2 separate regions of the Homo sapiens genome follow, and region 2 is linked to region 1. Evidence: read pairs that join two places in POLR2A ChIA-PET (ENCODE). Cell type or tissue: PC-3. All regions are shown on one strand. Region 1 overlaps NTN4 (netrin 4). Region 2 overlaps CCDC38 (coiled-coil domain containing 38).

Region 1 (4,000 bases):
CCTCCCACAAGTGCTGGGATTACAGGTGTGAGCTACCACGCCTGGCCAACTCATCCTATTTTTACCTATCTGAATATGAGATAACCCATCATTTTATTTTTACTTATTAGTGTTTCTCTCCACGCTTCTTATTTCCAGCCTGCAAGTGTAATGGGCATGCTGATACCTGTCACTTCGACGTTAATGTGTGGGAGGCATCAGGGAATCGTAGTGGTGGTGTCTGTGATGACTGTCAGCACAACACAGAAGGACAGTATTGCCAGAGGTGCAAGCCAGGCTTCTATCGTGACCTGCGGAGACCCTTCTCAGCTCCAGATGCTTGCAAACGTAAGTAACCTGTGGTTTCCAGAAAATAGGCTGATTTGTACAAGAGATGAATCTCTTTATCCCTCATTCTGCTAACCCAAAAGAAGGAGGTCATTGAGGTTCTGAGATAACACACTCACAGATATCGGTTAATTTCTTCATTGATAAGAGGCAAGAATTTTCAACCAGTTGGGTGAAAACAGTATAATATTCATCAAAGTAATTTCCTTTCTCATTCTCCATAAAGTAAAATTATTTCCTATAGCACTGCATTTTGGTAAACAGGATGACTAATAGAAAAAAGAGTGATGAAGAGGGAGAGCTATTTAAGATCTTAAGACTACTTGTGAGTAGAAGGTAGACAATAAATGGACTCAAGCTGATGAAATAAAGGATAGTTACTGCACTTGGATTATTCTTTTACCTTAACAGTGAACTTAAACATGAAAAAAGACTAGTTTTGGTTTCCTTATAAATCCATTTTGATTGACACTGCTCTAATGTATCCTCACTATCATAACTAATTTAGGAAATCATATTAATTTTATGCTCTCCCCCAAAATACTAAACTCTTATAGCATGGGTTCTGCTTTTTTATTGACATAACTCTGAGAAGAGGTTTATTTGGAGGCCAGGCATGGTGCCTTATGTCTGTAATCCCAGCACTTTGGGAGGCCAAGGCAGGCGGATCGTTTGAGCTTACAAGTTCGAGACCAGCCTGGGCAACATGGCAAAACCCTGTCTCTACAAAAACTACAAAAATAGCTGGGTATGGTGCTGTAGGCCTGTAGTTTCAGCTATTTGGGAGGCTGAGGTGGGAGGATGGCTTGAATCCAGCAGGCAGAGGTTGCAATGAGCTGGGATAGTGCCACTGCACTCCAGCCTGAGCAATAGAGCCAAACCTTTCCAAAAAAAAAAAAAGAGAGAGAGAGAGAGAGAGAAAGGAAGGAAAGGAAAGAAAAGAAAAAGAGGTTTATTTGAAAAAAGAATAGAATTTGAAAAGATCTATCCGATTCATAGGACATTATCTGAATTATGTGAATGTAAAGGGTGCATGCAGGGCTTATGTAAATGTCAACTGTGGATGAATAGCTCATCTAACCACATCAGTATTTACCCTCTCTCAGCTCAGAAATCATCAGATAACAGAAGCCACTCAAGACTATTAATGGAGATTGATGATCATGCCCTTCCTTTCCCTACCAAGGACTCCATGTTCTAGCTCAAAAACAGTGACAGGAAGAAAGCACTACAATGGGAAATAAGCATTTAAAACCTTGGGGTTATTTGCGAGTTTTTTAAAGGAAAAACTATATTGCTCTTTAAAAATATTTTTTTAACATCAGGGAGAAGATATCAATGTGCAATTTGAACAGGCTTGCTTGTTAAAAGCTTTTTCTCTTAAATAATGGCAGATAAAATATAGTACTGCTCACTTTCCACACCAAGCCCCAAATCTGGATCTGTGTCATAATATTTCTCCCAGCATCCTGTTTTACTCCTGCTCCTTGTTTGTACTCAGACTTTGTAATATTTAATAGGTTTCAAACAGATGTAGATTCAATGCCTTCACTGCCAATTGCCAGCTGTGTGATGTTATGCCAGCTATTGAAGCTCTTCAGACTTCAGTTTCTTCATATGTAAAATTCCTGCCTGTAGTGTAATGAGAACTATATAAGACAAAGTGTGTATATAAGATAAAAGAGATGGCACATTGCCTGTCATAGAATAAGCCCTCAAGAAACGAAAACTACGCCAGGTGGGGTGGCTCGCATCTGTAATCCCAGCACTCTGGGAGGCTGAGGTGGGAGGATCACTTGAGCCGAGGAGTTTGAGACCAGCCTGGGCAACAGAAGAAGACCCTGTCTCTATTTTTAATATTATATTTAAAAATAACAATAAAGAGGCTGGGCGCAGTGGCTCAGGCCTGTAATTACAGCACTTTGGGAGACCGAGACCATCCTGGCTAACACGGTGAAACCCCATCTCTACTAAAAATACAAAAAATTAGCCGGGCGTGGTGGCGGGCGCCTGTAGTTCCAGCTACTCGGGAGGCTGAGGCAGGAGAATGGCGTGAACCCGGGATGCGGAGCTTGCAGTGAGCCGAGATCATGCCACTGCACTCCAGCCTGGGCGACAGAGCAAGACTCTGTCTCAAAAATAAATAAATAAATAAATAAATAAATAAATAAATAAATAAATAAAATAACAATAAAGAAATAAAAATGAAAACTAGTATTATAATAACTGTCATGTCCTATAAGCCAGAAAGTGGAAAATAATACTATAGCGTTTCTACTCTTTATTGATCAAAAATACCTTATTTAAAGATAATTACTTCCTTAAAATCTGCAGCTCCTTAGGGTCTAAAATATAGATCCTAATCTCCATGTGCTAACAAAATGGTCTCTGCTTATAATAATGGTGTCTTAGAACATAGTCCTGACACCATTTTGTACAGAATATGTTTAAATGAATAGATATATATACGTGTGTATCCCATAGCCTCAGACCACTAGTAGAAATGTCTAAAAATGAGAATGTCTGAACTACTAAGCAGATAAAAGAGAAAAGAAAAATAATTTGTCACTAACTTGGATAAGTTATCTTGTAGGGCAACAGGTAACATTTTCAAAAAGATACAGTTATATAGCATTTCCTTGAACAGTATGCTGTACAGTATACCTAATGTGTTCATGTATTCATTCATCCAGTTACTTTTATTGAGCGCCTACTATGTGCCAGGTGCTTAAGATGCATCAGAGAATAAGACAAAGATCCTTGCCCTCAAGGAGCTTATATTCTGATAGAGGAGACAGACAATAAATATAACTAATAAGTGAAATATACAGTATGTGAGAAGTTCATAAGGGCTAGTGTCATCAAAGAAGAAAAAAATAAAACAAGAGGGAAGGGATCCAGGGAACCAAGGGCTTGGGGTGGGAAGAGGAGTGGCAGGGTACAGTAAGGGACAGGATGATGAGGGTAGTCCCCAGCACTGGGAAGGTGAGATTTCAGCTAAGATTTGAAGACAGTGAAGAAGTTCACCAAAGAGTTAACTGGGGAAAGAACATTCTAAGGAGAGGGAATACCTAAAGTGAACGTCTTAAGACAGGAAGGTGCCTGATGTGACAAAGGAAATAACATGGGGGTTAGCGTGGCTGCATCAGAATGAGAGTTGGGGGTGTCAGGAGATGAGACTAGAGAGGTGACTGGGGAGGGGAGAAAATCTAATATGTACTGATGAGCCACTGTAAGCTCACCAGCTTTTACTTGGAGTAAAATGATGAGCCACTGCAAGGGTTTTCAGCAGAGAAGTGGCATGGTCTGACTTAGTTTTCAAAAGACTGTTCTTGTGTTACACAAAGGCAGCTCAATTCATATTGAACTTGCACTTTCAGCATTCAGCTTTAGTTGAAGTTAGCAAGCAAACTAGTGATTCTCAAAGTGTGGCTCTTGGACCAGCACCATCAGCATCACCTGGGAAATCTGTTAGACTTGTAAATTCTCGGACCCTGAGACAGATCAACTGAATCAGAAATTCTGCAGATGGGGCCCAGCAATCCGAGTTTTCACAAGCCCTCCAGGTGATTCTGATGCACAGTAAAGTTTGAGAAACACTGATCTCAATAAAGCATGCCCCGCCCCCCCAAATTTTACATTGGTTAACAAAGCCAGTTTCTAACATTTTGCT
Region 2 (4,000 bases), 170 kb before region 1:
ATTTACTTAATCTAAATGGGTCCAGATGTTGGGGTGATTACCCTTATCTTGTCTCCTGCTAAATCAGGGAGGTTTGGGTAGTTCCTTCAGATCCCCAATAAACTTGTCTGTGGAGGCCTGGAGAGTTTCTTCATCCCCAATAAAACTTGTTTAATCTTAACTGAGTCCTGTTGAGAATTCCTTCATTATTTTGTCATTCTTTAAGACCCTGGAAAGGTCTAGGCAAAACTCTTGGTGGGCTTTTGTTACATTCCAGCCTTTGTATAAGGGCACTGGCTTTTAATATTTAACTTAACCACTCAGTCAGTACTGAAAACAGTTGTTAAGGAGGCTTGCGTTAGTGAGACCTGGCCTGCCACAACATCACATTTATGGATATGAACTTGATTTTCAAACAGAAGTAGAACTGGGAGAACTGCATCAGAAGAAGACTGTCCTCCCCTACCCACAGGTGAACAGGGTTACAAAAAGCACAAGCTGGTTATGGCTCCTCCAGACACACACACATTTCCTAGGGAGTTATAGTGCCCTGAGTTAGTAGGGGATGGGGTTGTGCATTGCCGGGGCCAAGAGGTGTGATGATAGCCACCTTTCAATTCAGTGCTGTTTTTTTCTAACCATTTTTTTTAAAACTGTGGTACAATATACATAACCAAATTTACCTGTTAGCTATTTTAAGCGTGTCATTCAATGGCATTAAGTACATTCTCAATGTTGTGGAACCATCACCACTATTTCCACAACTTTTTCATCATCTTTTCAACATAAAAATGTAACATCTTAACCATTTTTAAATGTACGGGTCAGTAGTGTTAAGTACATTCATGTTGTTTTGCAATCTCCAAAACTCTTCATCTTGCAAAGCTGAAATTCTATACCCATTAAACAATAACTTTCCATCCCTCCCTCTCCTAGCCCTTGGCAACCACCATTTTACTTCGTCTCTCTGAATTTGACTATTCTAGGTACGTCACAAAAGAAGAATCATACAATATTGGTCCTTTTGTGTCTGGCTTATTTCATTTAGCATAATGTTTTCAAAGTTCATCCATGTTGCAGCTTGTATCAGGACTGCATTATTTTTACAGCTAGATAATATTCCATTGTATGTTTATACCATATATTGTTTATTCATTCATCTGTTGATGGACACTTGAGTGGTTTCCACACTTCAACTGTTTAAAATAATTCTGAAACCAATTGACATGCAAAATGTCTGATAAATATCTGTGATATCTCCCCTCCTCCCTGCCCCATCCCAACCAAGCCCCTTTCATCCAAGTTTGGGGCAACTATTAAAAAATAAAAGCGGCATTTTTGATACTCTTTAACATTGAGGCAACCAGATACCTAAAGAAAGAAAGTAGAATTGACGTAAAATTCCTTTTTAAATGGCTATCCATGAAATTTTGATCACAAGTGTAAATTTGGCATTCATGTATTGCACTCTGCGGAAATGGGACTAATAATCCATAGTGTCTTCTAGAGATGTGAAATGTGGGGTGGGGAAGGGGAGGTGAAGCAGGAAAATTGGGAGGGAAACGTATTCTTAGGATTTTTTCCTTCTCTACCTCCATTTTTTCAGCTCTCAGAATATACAAAACATAATCCTTTGAGTAAATTTAGCTGCAGCTCATTTTTTAAAAGATTCTTTTCCAGCGTTATTGAGGTATAATTGACATATTTGATTGTGATATTCATAAATTATGTTACTCTGGAGCTATCAGTATGAAATGAATTTTAGTCTTTCAAAACTTCCACTCTTAATGATACTTAATCCCCTAAAAATTTTGCCCTTGATCCAGTATTTCACTTTTAAAATAACATTTTAAGTTCAAGTATAATGTAATGTTGAGAAGTGCACAAATCACAAGTGTACCTCTCAAGAAATTTTCTCAAAGCAAACACACCCGTGTGCTACCCCCCAGATCAGGGAATACACCATTATCAGCCCCTGCAAACCTCCCTCACACCTGCTTCCAGGCTTTACCAGCCCTCTTTCCCACTGTCCTGACGTCTCATGCCATCAATCAGCTTTCCTGTTTTCGAACTCTGTTGGAATGGAATCATGTAACATGTCTGGCTTCTTTCCCTCAATACTGTGTTTGTGAGACTCATCCATGTTGTTTAGTGTAGCAGTTGTTACTTCTTCATTGAACATGAAATGGAACATAAACTGCTCCACTGTTCAATGTGAGGAATGTGTTTATCTCTGGTTTTATTGTTTTCTTTGCACAAGGAGAAGATCAGCTGCAATTGAGAGAACTGTGTACAGTCAACACACAGCAGAATGTCACATGGATTAGAATGACAGAACCCTTGAGTTTGAAAAGACTTTCAATGACATCTAGATATCCACCCCGGCAACCTTTCCCCTCTCCCGTTTTGATACAATGATTCCTCCTAAAACACTGCTCTGGTCATATCACTTCCCGTTCACTGTTGAAAGGCACCTGAAGTTCTCTGATCAGTCTTCCATAATTCCTGTCCCATTCACCTGGGCAGACTCCCTTGGCAGCTCCTCCTCCGAGGTACTGTGGGCTGGGCCTGCCATCTGGGGGCAGTTCCAGGGATGGGGCTGAAACTTCCCTTCCCTGTCATCAATTGGCCTGTGCCTTGTGCTCCCTTTTGACTTTTTGCTTTGTCAGGCCAGGCTCTCAATCCCTTTTTCATATGTGAATTACCTTCATTCATCTCATTCTTCTCTATCTCTTGTTCTTACCTTGTTATATTAAGAAAATATCTCTTCTCGCCATTTTCTCTCCTCTCAGAAGAGGGAATTTAAGAAAAAAAGGGGGAGGGGGTGGTGGTGTAGAAAAGACATCGTAAAAAGCCACTGCCCTGCTCATCCATCTCTAAAGCCATCTAAGTGTTCAAGAGGTCTCCTTCAGAAATTTCCATCAACTAGCAACCACTCTCATCTTAAAGTTGTTTTTCCTCAAAACCTGTGGTGAATATATTTTTAAAGTATTTTTCTGTGCTTTATTTAGTGACTCACATTGCAGCAGTGTTGTTTTCATATGCAATTTACAATATTTCAATCCGATGGGTTACTTTTATTTTCTTTTATATTTTTCTGTGTCTCCAAGGTTTAGAAAAAGAATGTGTTGTTACATAAATAGGAAACACAGTAAGTGTTATTTTAGAGAGAGGGGAAAAGGGAAATTTATGGCCAATATAGGACTTTTGCTGTTTTCTTTTATATTATTATGTATTTCTCCAAGTTTTCTAAAAGGATCATGTCATTCATGTAAATAGGAAATATAATAAGTGTTACCTTATGAAGGTAAAAAGGAGCTTTATGCTAAACAGGACCATCAGAAAGCTTTTTAAGCTAGGAGGTGGAAGAGAAAAGCTGTTGGAAGTACTCTTGGTATCAGATCTTGGCTTGTAATTGTGTTGGTGGCTCTGTAAGGTGTTTGTGGTTCCAGGAGGGGCTTCCCATGGCTCCAGGAGCCACCTCTCTCTTGAGTGTTATTTGTCGCTGGCTTTATGGTGATTCTCATCTTCTTGAGTGGAAGCAGGAAATGGGGCAGAATGCTACCTGAAGAGTGATTCACATTGCCCAGCAGTTTGTTGAGCTCTTCTTAATTGCAAACACCGGGTTCACAATGGAGACAGAGGATGACAATTTTCTTACGGTCCTGAGACAAGTTACCTACCACCTCAAGAATCTCCACCAACAGTTAAACGGCACAGTGTCGAGGTACAGGGATCAGCAAGGTTTGGCCTAAGCTTTTGTTTAGACTAGAATACTGCAATGGCTTCCCAACGAAAACAGTGAAAATGATACTTCTAAAAAGGCTTTGGTAGGCCAGCCTGGGTACCTGTTTGCTTGCAACTTTTTTTTCTGAGAATGCATTTAGTCATTTATTCAGCAAACATTTATTCAGTGCGTAGTTATGTGCAAAGCACTGTTTTAGTTGTAAGTTTAAGCATAAGATGTAGCTCCTGCTCTCCTGGACTATAAGGATAAGGCAGAGAACTATTACATAGGATG

What was found. ChIA-PET counts read pairs that join two places held together with the same protein. Peaks named below come from ENCODE experiments on the same cell type or tissue, not always from the same donor. Only the 100,000 strongest peaks of a DNase experiment are listed, where the experiment ranks them.
Region 2: POLR2A ChIA-PET joins it to region 1 with 5 read pairs; 2 of 35 experiments call an interaction of 5 or more read pairs at or near these places.

What each region holds. Positions count from the first base shown.
Region 1 is chr12:95,706,768-95,710,767 of GRCh38, reverse strand. It overlaps NTN4 (netrin 4), which reads left to right. Exons shown (of 10, transcript NM_021229.4): 5 at 139-327. Among named protein-coding and RNA genes, the nearest start is that of NTN4, 82 kb to the left of the region's middle. In PC-3, no CTCF peak of the experiment used is centred here; no DNase peak of the experiment used is centred here; H3K27ac peaks cover 1,339 bases.
Region 2 is chr12:95,873,201-95,877,200 of GRCh38, reverse strand. All of the region lies in intron 13 of CCDC38 (coiled-coil domain containing 38), which reads left to right. Among named protein-coding and RNA genes, the nearest start is that of SNRPF, 16 kb to the right of the region's middle. In PC-3, no CTCF peak of the experiment used is centred here; no DNase peak of the experiment used is centred here.